Linked DNA regions of Homo sapiens: region 2 is linked to region 1. The links are chromatin contacts, found by Hi-C or POLR2A ChIA-PET in ENCODE. All regions are on one chromosome and are shown on one strand. The core of a region is the stretch at or near the end of the contact, and the rest is flanking DNA. Distances in the headings are between cores, read along the strand shown.

Region 1 (7,153 bases), core at 1,921-4,420:
ACGGTGAAACCCCATCTCTACTAAAAATATAAAAAACTAGCTGGGCATGGTGGCAGGTGCCTGTAGTCCCAGCTGCTTGGGAGGCTGAGGCAGGAGAATGGCGTCAACCTGGGAGGCAGAGCTTGCAGTGAGCCAAGATCTCCCCAGTGCACTCCAGCCTGGGCGACAGAGTGAGACTCCATCTCAAAAAAAAGGCATTTATTGAGTGTTAGGTATACTTTATGAGGAGTCTGAGAGAACAGTACATAAATAACACAGTGCCAGCCTTTAGAGAAATCGTCTACCAATGTCACGTGAAGTTTAATCCAGCTTGGAACATGGCTCCTGAGGCAGCTCTCTGAGACCCAGGACTATAAGAGATTGTTGTTGTTGTCGTTTTTAGAGACAGGGTATCACTGTGTCACCCAGGCCTCAATGCAGTGGCTGGATCATAGGTCACTGCAGTCTTCAACTTCTGAGCTCAAGGGGTCCTACCACCTTAGCCTCCTGAGTAGCTAGGACTACAAATGCATGCCACCACAGCCAGCTAATTATTTTCTGTGGAGACGGAGTCTCGCTTTGTTGCCCACGCTGGTCATGAACTCCTGGGCTCAAGTGATCCTCCTGCCTCAGCTCCCAAAGTGCTAGGATTATAGGTGTGAGCCGCCATATCTGGCTCGCTCTTTCTTTCTTTCTTTAGTAGCAGCGATCTGTAGGCTAGGGAAATTAAGTGACTTGCCAAATGTCCTCTAGCTGGTAGCCAAACTAGAAATAGAGTCTCTGTCTCCTGACACCCAGTCTAGTATTCCTTCTTCATCATGCTGCTTCTTCTAATGTAATCCTATTCTGGAGCAAAATGGCAGAATGATATCCCAGTACATCTGGGAAAAGACACATGAAACAAGAATAAGAATGTTTACAGATAATACGACAGCATGGCCAGCTCCCACAGCATGTCCTCTGTAAAGGCTTTCTTCCATCAGAATGAACCCACACTGCCACAGTGCTGGGTCTCTACCTCTAGTTTGCACTTCTTCATCTTGCCTCATACCATGCTTTACCATCAGCTGGTGGTCAATCTATCTCCCCTCTTAGGATTTTAGATTCCTTATTAATTACAAATTTAAGTCAGGATTTGTCTTATTCACTATTGTTATCCTCATCCCTAGCACTTAGCACACTGCTTTATTATTTATGCACTGTAGGAACTAATTGCTTACATAAAAATGAGTACGTTCTGGAAACTAGGGCCGAAATAGGGTAAGGAGTTTATTCCAGTGAGGAAGGGTCACTAGCAAGCAAGCCTGAGAAAACGGCGTGGATGGATCCCTACCTGCCTCTCCGCCCTGGCTCCTGCCTGTCACTGGAAACATCCCGTTCCCACATGGTCACTTGAGGTCTCTGGGTGTCTAGCCGCCTCTCTGAGACATCTTGATGGCCTGGGGGTTGGACCAGGGGAATGTCTGAGAGCCAGGTGGGAGCCATTCTTGGCAGAGTTGAAAGGGGCCGAGCTTGAAAGTGGGAGGGGGGAATCAGCCCAGTGGAACCTGAAGAATTACAAAAACAAAGATGGTCAGTTTCCCAGGCAGAGACAACCACCACTCCCCTTGTCTGGTCCCACTGACCTGAAGGTGGAAACATCTCCACATTATTTGAAGGCTCTAGATTCTGTCTCCAGCCATCTATGTTCCCCTGGACAAGAGGAGAAACAAAGACACTCCAATTCAATTTTCAGGCCACCTTCCAAAGAGAAAGCCCCTACAATAACAAAGTCATAATCCTTGAATTATAGCCAGGTCCACCCGATGCTTAGCTCTTTTCCTACTTCCCCAAAGTAGGAGATACCCCAAATTCACTTGCTTGTCTCAACCTGGTTCCTCATGGAACCCAAGCAACTATCAAGTGGAGAGAATTTACTGAAAGAGACAGACTGAGAGGGGCTCTGAGGCTTTACTCATACTTTCAGGATTCTGGGCAGTGCCTCTACCCTCCTCCTTAAGTTTCTATGGTCCCTGCTGCTCCTGGCCAGAGGTGAGAAAGGAGGTACACAGTGCAGGGGTCTTGAGCGCCATCTCCAGAGTTCTCTCCATGGCTCAGCAAGGCCTGAGGGAAGCCCATCCAGACACCAGCAGGCCATGACTCTTGGGTCCTTCCCTGTTAAAGTGCTGGCCCAAGGCCTGGCCCCAGCTGAATGTGGCCACATGCAGGGCTAGACCCTCCCCAAGACCTTGGGAATCCAGGCCGCCTAGATCCCCAGGCAGAAAAGCCAGCGTCCTGACATCTTATTCAAATCTTTCCTGCGGCTGTTCTCTCAGCTTCTCTCTACTATCCCCTTAGCTTCCATGCCTGCTGCCCGCCTCCTCTTTCTCGAGTCCTAACACATAGTGGGCACTTTAAGATCTTCCTCCCACCCTCCCACCCTCATTAATCTATTTTTTACCCGAATCTGGGATCCCTACTCCCGTCCCTTTTTACAACCTAATCTACCTTTTTCTGAAGGAATTATTCTGGTCCTGACCCTCACCCCCATCTCTCAATAGCCTGCCCTCGCCCCCTGTACGCTAGCCGGCTCTACTCTCCCACCACTGCTCCCCTAGATACCCGAGGCTTCACCCAGTTAGCCCGTGAGCTCTAAGGCTGTTCTGATCTCTTCATCTGTCCCTTCACCTGGCCCCTGTACCCCCTTCCCCTTTGGACCCCTTGAACCCTCCCAGGACCCCCGCTCAGCCCCTTCCCGCCCCCAACCGACTCTTCCCGAACGTCCCTTACCAACCGCGAGAGCCCCCTACTGCGCTTTGGCCACACCCCCTACGCCTCGCTCCCGGCCCCGCCTCTGCCCCTGACCGCGCCTGCGCAAGGCGGGCGCCCTAAAGTCCTATTTCACTCTGTTGGGAGGAGGGGGAAAGGTGTACGCAGGCGCAGTGGCGTCTAAATTTGGGCCCACTAAATGCGTCGGAGCATCTCCGCGCCCAGGCGGCTCCTCCTCACTGCGGCAACCCGGGAAAACTTGTGAACTAATCAGAAAAAGTGGAAGGCGGGAGATCTTGGGGCGCTGTCCAATGGCGCGGAAGAGAACACATGAGCTGGCCAATCGGGAACGGCACGGGGGCGGGCTCGCTCGGCGCGAAGTTCGGGCCCGGGAATTCCGAAGGAGGGGTAGGCGCTGCCCGCGCGCAGAGGCCGCGCCCCTCCTGGCCCCGGCTTCTTGGCTGTCAAACAGATGCAGCAACGTCGGCTCCTGCCGAGGAGCCCAAGGGGTCCCGGGATCCGCCGCACAGGCTGGCACTGCTTGAAGAGGAGGCTACTCGGAGACTGCGCCGCGCGGGTAGATCCGAAACGGGGCTGGGGCGGAGTGGGAAAAGGCCGGGTATGCCTTGCATGATCGCGGGGAGCTCCTTCCTGTTTTTATCCCACCTAGAGAAGCCGGGAAGTAGGGGTTTAGGTCCAATTTGTTGGAGTACTTAAGGACTCGTTTGCACTTTCTTTTGGGGGATGACAGTGGATTCATTGCCCTCGGAGGTTCAACCAGTTATGAGTGAGGGATTGGCCAGAAGATCGGGGCGCAGGCAAGCAGGAGTGCTCTATTAGGATAAGCAAGTTTGACAGGAAGAAGCTACTCTTCTCCGAATTACACAGAGGTGATGTGTTCGTATTGCACGTAGACGTGTGTATAACAGGACCTCCTTCCCCGCGCCCCGCCACCCCGACACACACAGGAGCTGCCTAAAGTATCCTTGCCTTGCAGATTGGAGGCTCCCCAAATATTTTGCGATCTGAGGATCCAGCTCAAGTGAGGTGCCATAGGACGTGTTCCTGAGTTTGCATTGCACGGAGACCTTCCTGGAATTTTTCATTTGCAAGTCGGCTTAACCAATTTTGCATTGAGTCCTAGGCTGCTTGCACTCTGAATTTGGGCTATTCAGGTAGTGTGCTCAAAGTTGAAACCGCATACAGCACAACTCAAGTTTGCATCAGACTGGGAAGCGAACTTAAGCCAGCGGTGCGTGGCCCAGGAGTGGGAAAGGAAATGGATGCCTGAAGTGGAAGAGGTGGTGCAGAGGGGGCACCGCCCATGCTGCCCTGCTTCCAACTGCTGCGCATAGGGGGCGGCAGGGGCGGTGATCTCTACACCTTCCACCCCCCCGCCGGGGCTGGCTGCACCTATCGCTTGGGCCACAGGGCCGACCTGTGTGATGTGGCCCTGCGGCCCCAGCAGGAGCCTGGCCTCATCTCTGGGATCCACGCCGAACTGCATGCCGAGCCCCGGGGTGATGACTGGAGGGTCAGCCTGGAAGACCACAGCAGCCAAGGTGAGCATTAAGCAGGGCAGCTTTGCCCCTGGGTGGTTGAAGCGCCAGGCTGGAATGAGTAAGGTCTCCACAAGACCCTGCTGCCTGCCTCCCATACTCCCATCAGATTGGATGGATGGTCGTGGTCCAGACCTTCATCTTCCCACCAGAAGTGTGCACAGTCAGAAGCTCTCTGCCAGACTGACCCTTTTTGGTCCCGTTTAGCTCATACAGGACCTGGGATATCATCAGAAAGATATCACAGTGGGGATGTTCTGAGGCCACTAGAGGCCAAGTTTAGACTTGATTCAGTTTCCAGCTTTGCTGAGGCACTCTGTTCCTGGGTTAGGGCAGTTCTATGTTGAATAATGTTTTTAATAATCTGGGCATGTCTTTCTCCGTGACTTGAGGCAGTTAGCCTCAGAAAGCCTAGATTCACATTTGAGTTTTGCCACTGCCTCTTGGTAAAGTCAGCTGTAGGAGTGTTATGGTTATTAGACTATAGTAGCCAACATTCATCTAGTGCTTACTGTTATGAGCCAGGCCCTATTTTAAGTGTATTGAATGTAGGTGGTACTAATATTATCCTCATTTACAGTAAAGGAAAATGAGGCACAAAGAGGTTAAGGAACTTGTCCAGGGCTGGGCATGGTGGTTTACACCTATAATCCAGCACTTTGGGAGGCTAAGGCAGGGTGGATCACTTGAGCTCAGGAGTTCGAGACCAGCCTGGGCAACATGGTGAAAACCTGTCTCTACCAAAAAATTAATTAATTTTTTTAAAAAAGCCTGGGCACGGTGGCTCACGCCTGTAATCCCAGCACTTTGGGAGGCCGAGATGGGCAGATCACGAGGTCAGGAGTTCGAGACCATCCTGACCAACATGTTGAAACCCCATCTGTGCTGAAAAAAAAATACAAAAATTAGCCAGGTGTGGTGGCGTGCACCTGTAACCCCAGCTACTCAGGAGGCTGAAGCAGCAGAATCACTTGAACCCGGGAGGCGGAGGTTGCAGTGAGCTGAGATCGCACCACTGCACTCCAGCTTGGGCGACAGAGCGAGACTCCATCTCAAACAAACAAACAAACAAAAAGCTTGCCCAGGGTCACATAACTGGTAAGTGGTAGAGCTAGGATCTGAACGAGCTGGAGCTGGGGGAGAGTGAGCATGTTTGAAAACTGGACCTTAGGGCGGGGCACGGTGGCTCACGCCTGTAATCCCAGCACTTTGGGAGGCTGAGGCGGGCAGATCAGGAGGTCAGGAGTATGAGACCAGCCTGGCCAACATGGTAAAACCCTGTCTCTGCTAAAAATAAAAAAATTAGCCAGACGTGGTGGCACATGCCTGTAATCCCAGCTACTCAGGAGGCTGAGGCAGGAGAATTGCTTGAACCTGGGAGGCGGAGTGCAGTGAGCTGAGATTGCACTACTGCACTCCAGCTTGGGCAATAGAGCAAAACTCCATCTCAAAAAAAAAAAAAAAGAAAGAAAGAAAAAAAAAGAAGAAAGAAAGAAAATTGGACCTTAGGACAGTGAGGGCAGGGATCCTTTGTAGGAAAGCACAAGAAACACAGACTTGTTCCTAGCTGACAAGGAGTGTACTGCCTGGTACCTGTCACCTGCTGAGGGGCTTAGGATGTGAGGGAGAATCTGACTACAGTTTCATATTCTTCCCCAGAAATCATACAGATTTCTCCACTCCTGACTCTGGTCATTTCTGTTTTTGTCCTCCATATTTGCCTGGTGCCCCACCATCAACAGGTACTTTGGTCAATAATGTCCGACTCCCAAGAGGTCACAGGCTGGAATTGAGTGATGGAGACCTCCTGACCTTTGGCCCTGAAGGGCCCCCAGGAACCAGCCCCTCGGAGTTCTACTTCATGTTCCAACAAGTACGAGTCAAGCCTCAGGACTTTGCTGCCATTACCATCCCACGGTCTAGGGGAGAAGCCCGGGTTGGGGCTGGTTTCCGGCCTATGCTGCCCTCCCAGGGGGCTCCACAGCGGCCTCTCAGCACCTTCTCCCCTGCCCCCAAGGCCACACTGATCCTAAACTCCATAGGCAGCCTCAGCAAGCTCCGGCCCCAGCCCCTCACCTTCTCCCCTAGTTGGGGTGGACCAAAGAGCCTGCCTGTTCCCGCCCCACCTGGGGAAATGGGGACCACGCCTTCTGCTCCACCACAACGCAATCGGAGGAAATCTGTTCACCGAGTGTTGGCGGAACTGGATGATGAGAGTGAGCCTCCTGAGAACCCGCCACCGGTCCTTATGGAGCCCAGGAAGAAACTCCGTGTAGACAAAGCCCCACTGACTCCCACTGGGTAAGTGGAGTCCTCACTTGGCCCTCTCAGTGTTTTACTGCTTTTCGATTCCTTGTATCCCTAGGCTGTGAGGAGGTCCCCCTGCCTGGGGGGATGGGCACGGGAGGTGGAATAGATGGAATGGCAAGACCTGGGTTAGCTCTGATAGGAAAAGAAAAATATGTGCAGGAGAACATGAGAGGTGGGGTGGGGCAGTGCTTATAAAACAACCGGAGTGAGCATGTCCTGCTTTTTACATTCATATGGCTTTAACCCCATTCTTCTAGTGCCTAAGGATGGGGAACTTTCAGGCTCATACTAGAGGTTTTTAGGCCCACCCTATGTGTTTTTAAGGACAGAGTCCAGGCTCACCTTAGTTCTCAGACCACTGTGCCTCTGTGGCCTCACCCTATGACCAGCCATAGGGTGGCAAGGTCTAGGCCTTCTCCTACAGGTTTCCGGTGACCCTTGTGTCTGTGTCACTTCCTTCAGAAATCGACGTGGCCGTCCTCGGAAGTACCCAGTGAGCGCTCCCATGGCTCCCCCTGCAGTTGGGGGCGGGGAGCCCTGTGCAGCTCCTTGTTGCT
Region 2 (7,153 bases), core at 4,654-7,153, 250 kb before region 1:
CCTTGGCCTCCCAAGGTGCTGGGATTACAGGCGTGAGCCACCGTGCCCAGCCCCACCTGCAGTTAATTTAAAAGTCAGGCCCTGCTTGTCCAAACCTGCTTCTCCTCCACAGTCTACTGACTCAGTGAATGGCAGCATCATCCACTTAGCTGCACAAGCCGCACAAGGTGGCATCCCCGAGCTCCTTCTCCCTTACCTTCCACCTCTCAAGTCCAGTCCAGCACAAAACGCTGTTGATTTTGCCTCCCAAATCTCCCTGGAACTTGTCATCTCTGTCTCCATCGCCCTCCTGGCACATGCTGCCTCCATCTTGCCTGGACTCCTGCAGTGGTCTCCCAGCTGTCACCCAGATCTGCCTCTGCTCCTCTCTGGGTTGTTTTCCACCCTGCAACCACAGTTATCTTTAAAACACACAAATCTGACCCTAATCCTTCATTTCAAATCCAGCAGTGACTTTTCATTAATCTTAAAATGAAGAACAAAATCCTTCTGGCCAAGGTTGGCCCCCACATACCTCTCCAGCGTCCTCCCCCACCCGCTTGCTTTCCTCTGTGGGCCACTGGCCTTCTTTCAGATTCACCCAATGGGCCACAGTACTTCCTGCCACGTGGCCTTCGTGGCATGCTGTTCCCTCACCTGGAACAATGTTCCCTGCAGTCTGTGCCTTATTAACTCCTGCTTGTCCTTCAGCAGTCTTTCCTGACTTCCCCAACCAGGTCAAATTCCCTACTGATAATCTCAGAGGACATGAATCTCTTCTTTGTGGCACTTACTACGTGTGTAATTTTACATATCTTTTTATACCTGCCCCTCCCACCAAACTATAAGTTGCACAAGGGCAAAATCTTGGAACACAGGGCTCAATATTGGTTGAAAGAAAGAATTGTAGCAAATATCTGATAGACTAACATAGATTCTATGTAGTTACAGAACTAGAACTAGGATTAATAAGTGAAAGTTACAATAATGATGATAATATATTACTGAGCACCCACTATATACCAGGTATTGAAATTACGACATATTATATCTTACTTAATACAACAATATATGAAGTAGTTAAAATTACTTTGCACAGAGAAGAAAATTCTGTTAGGTTAAGCAGCTTGCCCAAAGTAGCAGTCAGTCAACAGTAAAGCCTGTGGGAAGTGGGTCTGTGGGCTCCTGGCTCTCTGTTCCTTTTTTTTTTTTTTTTTTTTTTTGAGACAAAGTCTTGCTCTGTCACCCAGGCTGGAGTTCAGTGGCACTATCTCCGCTCACTGCAACCTCCGCCTTCTGGGTTGAAGCGATTCTCCTGCCTCAGCCTCCTGAGTAGCTGGGATTACAGGCACCTGCCACCATGCCCGGCTAATTTTTGTATTTTTAGTAGAGACTGGGTTTCACCATGTTGGCCAGGCTGGTCTTGAACTCCTGATGTCTTGATCCACCCTCCTCGGTCTCCCAAAGTGCTGGGATTACAGGTGTGAGCCACCACGCCTGGCCCTGGCTCTCTGTTCTTTCTCTCCAGGATGCTGCCTGAGAGGAGGAGGTCATGAGCTCCCTATCACAGGAATTTTCTTTTTTGAACTACCATGCCCACTAACATGCTGGCCAACACGGTGAAACCCTGTCTGTACTAAAAATACAAAAAAAAATTAGCCAGGCATGGTGGTTCACGCCTGTAATCCCAACTACTCGGAAGGCTGAGGCACAAGAATCGCTTGAATCTGGGAGACAGAGATTGCAGTGAGCCAAGATTGTGCCACTGCATTTGACCTGGGTGACACTGTAAGACTCTGTCCCCTCACCCCCTCCAAAAGAGGTGTGCCTATTTCAATTTTTTTTTTTTTTTTTTTTTTTTTTTTTTTTTTTTAATTTGAGACAGACTCTCATTTTGTTGCCCAGTCTGGAGTGCAATGGTGTGATCTCAGCTCACTGCAACCTCCACCTCCAGGGCTCAAACAACCCTCCTGCCTCAGCCTCTCAAGTAGCTGGGCCTACAGGCATGCACCCTCATGCCCAGCTAATTTTTTTATTTTTTGTAGAGACAGGGTTTCACCATGTTGCCCAGGCTGGTCTCAAACTTCGGGGCTCAAGTGATCTGCCTGGCTTGGCCTCCCTTCAAAGTGCTGAGATTACAGGCATGAGCTACTGGACCCGGCCTCAATTTTCAGCAAAAGTGTATGAGTATGCTCCTATACCCTGGTCAACATTGAGGTTGTCAATCCTTAATTTCTTTTTTGCTGAACTTTTATATTTTAATTTTATTTATGTATTTATTTTGAGATAGAGTCTTGCTCTGTTGCCCAGGCTGGAGTGCAGTGGTGTGATCTCGGCTTACTGCAACCTCAGCCTACTGGGTTCAAGTGATTCTCCTGCCTCAGCCTCCCAAGTAGCTGGGATTACAGGCGCCCGCCACCATGTCTGGCTAATTTTTGTATTTTCAGTAGAGACGGGGTTTCACCCGCTCAGGCTAGTCTCGAACTTCTGACCTCAAGTGATCCACCCGCCTCGGCCTCCCAAAGTGTTGAGATTATAGGTGTGAGCCACTGCCTCCGGCCGATTTATTTATTTTTATTTTTATTTATTTATTTATTTTGAGATGGAGTTTCACTCTTGCCCAGGCTGGAGTGCAATGGTGTGGTCTCAGCTCACTGCAACCTCTGCCTCCCGGGTTCAAGTGATTCTCCTGCCTCAGCCTCCCAAGTAGCTGGGATTACAGGCGCCCGTCACCATGCCAGCTAATTTTTGTGTTTTTAGTAGAGACAAGGTTTCTACTAAAATGTTGACCAGGCTAGTCTGGAACTCCTGACCTCAGGTGATCCACCCACCTTGACCTCCCAAAGTGCTGGCATTACAGGTGTGAGCCATGGCGCCTGGCCTATATATTTATTTTTAAGAGACAGTCTAATTCTGCGGCCAGGCTGGAGTGCAGTGGTGTAACTGTAGCTCACTACAGCCTTGAACTGCTGGACTCAACCGATCTTCCTACCTCAGCCTCCTGAGTAGCTAGGACTTCAGGTGTGTGCATACCGAGCTAATTTCTTTTTCTCTTTTCTTTTCTTTTCTTTTCTTTTTTTTTTTTTTTTTTTTTTTTGAGACAGGGTCTCACTGTATAGCTCAGGCTGGAGTGCAGTGGCATGATCACAGCTCAGTGTAGCCTTGACCTCCTGGGTCCAAACAATCCTCCTGCCTCAGCCTCCTGAGTAGCTGGGACCACAGAACCAGGCCTGGCTAATTTTTTGAATTTTTTTTTTTTTTTTTTGAGACAAAGTCTCGCTCTTGTCCCCCAGGCTGGAGTGCAATGGTACGATCTCAGCTCACTACAAACTCCACCTCCCGGGTTCAAGCGATTCTCCTGCCTCAGCCTCCCGAGTAGCTGGGCTTATAGGCGCCTGCCACCACGCCCGGCTAATTTTTGTATTTTTAGGAGAGACGGGTTTCACCATGTTGGCCAGGCTGGTCTCGAACTCCTGATCTCGGGTGATCCACCCACCTCGGCCTCCCAAAGTGTCGGGATTACAGGCGTGAGCCACCGTGCCCAGCCAATTTTTTGATTTTTGAAACATTTCTGATATTCTGTTTAACTTTCTTTTTGCTTTGGCCAATCTTTCTTTCTCTTTCCTTCTTTCCCCCTCCCTAACCCTCCCTTCCTCTCCCCTCCCCAATTCTCCCCTCTCCAGTTCTCCCCTGTCCTCTCCTCTCTTCCCCTCTCCTTTTGGGACAGGGTCTCACACTGTTGCTCAGGCTGGAGTGCAGTGGTGCTATCATTGCTCACTGCAGCCTCAATCTCCTGGGCCCAAGTGATCCTTCTACCTCAGCCTCTTGAGCAGCTGGGACCGCAGGAGAGCACACCACTACACCTAGCTAATTTTTGTTTTGTTTTGTTTTTGTAGCGATAGAGTTTCTGTATAATGCCCAGGCTGGTCTGGAACTCCTGAGCTAAAATGATCCACCTTCTTTGGCCTCCCAAAGTGTTGGGATTACAGGCCTGAGCCACCCCGCCAGGCCTCTTTCTTTTCTTTTTCTTTTCTTCTTCTTTTTTTTTTTTTAAGCTGCTCCTTGCTGAGCAGGGCTAACTAGTAAGCAGTGGTCTGTCCCAATCTTTCTATTATGTTTCTTTTTCTTATTGCTTTGTAACAGCTTTTTGTATTTTGTTTATTTCATCAACCATTTCTTCCTAGATTGTAAATTGTCTTTCAACCTTACCTAAAGTTTGCCATAAAGAAGCTCTGTCAATTTTTAGCTTTTCTTTGAAGATTTTAAAACATTAATTGCTAAAAAGACAGGGACAACAGAAAACATGGGTGGGCTACAAAGTATAAAAAGTCTTGCATAGTCATTACCATTTTGATCCCTGGTTGCTTGCAAATGTGCTTCAAATCCCAGCTTGGGCACTTCCTGTCTGATTGTAGGGATTTTTTTTTTAATTTTTTTTTTTTTAGAGATGGGCATCTCAGGTTGGGCTCAGTGGCTCATGCCTGTAATCCCAACACTTTGGGAAGCTGAGGCAGGTGGGTCACCTGAGGTCAGGAGTTTGAGACTAGCCTGGCCAACATGTTGAAACCCTATCTCTACTAAAAATACCAGAATTAGCCGGGCGTGGTGGCACACACCTGTAGTCCCAGCTACTTGGGAGGCTGAGGTAAGAGAATCGCTTGAACCCGGGAGGCTGAGGTTGCCGTGAGCTGAGATCATGCAACTGCACTCCAGCCTGGGTGACAGAGTGAGAGACTCCGTTTCAAAAAAAAAAAAAAAAGAGAGAGAGAAATGGGGGTCTCCCTCTGTCACCCAGGCTGGTGCGATCATAGCTCACTGTAGCCTCAAACTCCTAGTCTCAAGCGATCCTCCTGCCTCAGCCTCCCAAGTAGCTGGGGGTCACAGCTCTGAGCCACCTCGCCAGGCTGCAGGCAAATTTCTTAATCTTGCCGGGCTCCAGTCTTCCAGTCTATAAGGTGGGAATAACAAAATTTGCATATAGGAATTTGGGGAAACGTGTAGTTCTGGGTTTGGGTGAAGACCTCCACTTTTGTAGTAGGTTCATAAATCAAATCAGAGCAAATAGTTGGTGTCTTAAAAACTGTATTTATCTGGGTCTTCTAAGTAAACGGTTTGAGGAGTGGTGGAGGCAGAAATTAAGATTTACTGAGTACTTAGGGTCAAGTAAGGTGCACTGGATCGTGTTAATCGTTAACTCGTGGAAACCGCCCAGAGTGTGTACGCTTTCTTTCTTTTCTTTCCTTTTCTTTTTTTTTGAGACGGAGTTTCACTCTTGTCGCCCAGGCTGGCGTGTAATGGCATGGTCCTGGCTCACTGCAACTCCGCCTCCAGGGTTCAAGCGATTCACCTGCCTCAGCCTCCAGAGTAGCTGGGATTACAGGTGCCCACCACCACGCCCGGCTAATTTTTGTATTTTTAGTAAAGACGGGGGTTTCACCATGTTGGCCAGGATGGTCTCGAACTCCTGACCTCGGGTGATTCGCCGCCTCGGCCTCCCAAAGTGCTAGGATTACAGGCGTGAGTCACCGCGCCCGGCCTGGAGTGTGTATTATCCCAATTTTATGGGGAGTAATTGTGCTCACTCGGCTCACCACCAAGTCGCCAGAGCGCGCCTCCGCAAGGAAGCCCTCCAGGCACTTCTACTTTCCCGGACCCGCCTCCCGCTCCAGCCGGTTACACGCGCCGTTAGCAGCGTGGGCGGAGTTGGTTCTGCCTTCGCGGAACCAACTGGTCCAGCTTCTGGTGTCTCCCCTCGCTCAATTAAAAGCCAGCTCCTCTCCTTTCGGCTTCCCCACGGTGCCTTTCGGGATTTGTAGTCAGACGCGCTTCAGCCGGCTCTAAGGAGAGCAAAGGCAAGACTCCAATTCCCAGCATCCCCCGCGCCCGGAGAGTGCAGCGTCTATTCTCATCCTCTTCACTTTTCCACTCCTCCCCTTACCTCCCTTCTCTTCTGAATTCTCCATTCTGGGCTCTTGCCTGTGAAATCTTTCTTTGCTTTCCCCATCTTTTCCTCGCATTTTTTCACCATCTTTCCCTCAATCTCCAGGAGCCAATGCGAGACTTTGGCTCCGATTAAGCGACGGCCCGAGACTCGGGGTGCGCGAGGAGGATCGACAGAGTGGTGAGGGGACCTAGGAGGGCGGGAGTGGCAGAGGTATGAGAGAGAGAGAGGTGAGTGGGAGGCGAAGAGTGAGAGGAAGGCAGGGAGAAGCTAGGAGATCGGAAGGCGTGGGTCAGGGTGAATGACGTGAAGTAGACTTGGGAAGGGAAAAGAGGTGGCTTTAGATTTGGGAAGCATGGAGGGGAGAGGTTACCGCCGTACTTAGCAGAAGTGGGCTAAGAGATAGAAGATAGGAAGGACGGGCAGATTTGGAGCTTGTAGACTGGTCTGACCAGGATGGGATGGAAGAGAGAGGTGTGGGCTCAATTTTCTTTGTCCCTGTTTAGCCAAAGATGAGACAAGTCATTGAAATACAAAATGATCTTGCAAACACTGGACAGTTAACAATTCTGTCACTTGGTAATTGAGGGAAGACTGGAGTTGAAGGGCAGAAATAGGGTGAGGAGGCAAGAAAGGGAGGGAGATTGGTCAGGTTTGGGAGAAACCAGAGGAGATGAGTGACATGGGAAAGGAGACCACAGAAAAGGTGGGGTTATTGTGGGGACTGATGGATCTGGAATCAGTTAGAAAGGTCAGGGGTGACACTGGCATGGATGGTGAGGTTGCACTTCTGACGTTTGCATTCCTCAGGTGATGGAGAGCACCCCTTCAAGGGGACTGAACCGAGTACACCTACAATGCAGGAATCTGCAGGAATTCTTAGGGGGCCTGAGCCCTGGGGTATTGGACCGATTGTATGGGCACCCTGCCACATGTCTGGCTGTCTTCAGGTGAGAAGCCCCTTCATGGCAGGGAAATGTAATGGGGTCTGCGGAGTGGAATAAAATATCATAGGTAAAAGTGTAGCAGCCTGGAGTCGGGGTGGGGACTGGGGGCAAGGGTTGGAAATTGCTCTAAAGTGTGGAGGCCAAAACAGCAGGACTGGTAAAGTTGTGCTGGAGTGAGATGAGATGTTTGAGAGGTAATTGAGGGCAGAGATGCAGATACAATGCAGCTTCTGATACTAACCTTTGACCTCTGTTCCTGTACAGGGAGCTCCCATCCTTGGCTAAG

Evidence for each region. A loop is a pair of places that touch in the nucleus more often than their neighbours do. ChIA-PET counts read pairs that join two places held with the same protein, here RNA polymerase II (POLR2A). Pooled maps may share reads with other maps.
Region 2: a pooled map shows a loop between it and region 1 (11-fold over the local background). The contact joins the promoter of GTF2H4 here to the promoter of TCF19 in region 1. A Hi-C loop is called at or near these places in 1 of 168 maps with a recorded cell type or tissue (naive thymus-derived CD4-positive, alpha-beta T cell), 1 of 37 single-sample maps with no recorded cell type and 11 of 50 pooled maps. POLR2A ChIA-PET finds 5 or more read pairs at or near these places in 3 of 52 experiments (H1, K562 and activated CD4-positive, alpha-beta memory T cell).

What each region holds. Positions count from the first base shown.
Region 1 is chr6:31,155,419-31,162,571 of GRCh38, forward strand. TCF19 (transcription factor 19) reads left to right here and starts at 3,171. Exons shown (of 4, transcript NM_007109.3): 1 at 3,171-3,304; 2 at 3,479-4,289; 3 at 6,029-6,587; 4 at 7,059-7,153. The coding sequence starts at 4,052. CCHCR1 (coiled-coil alpha-helical rod protein 1) reads right to left here and starts at 2,384. Exons shown (of 18, transcript NM_001105564.2): 1 at 1,967-2,384; 2 at 1,605-1,671; 3 at 1,313-1,526. The coding sequence starts at 2,182. RefSeq lists enhancers at 276-891, 1,625-2,125, 2,126-2,626, 5,774-6,757, 6,758-7,153 and a silencer at 3,850-4,033.
Region 2 is chr6:30,902,304-30,909,456 of GRCh38, forward strand. GTF2H4 (general transcription factor IIH subunit 4) reads left to right here and starts at 5,904. Exons shown (of 14, transcript NM_001517.5): 1 at 5,904-6,100; 2 at 6,731-6,870; 3 at 7,132-7,153. The coding sequence starts at 6,734.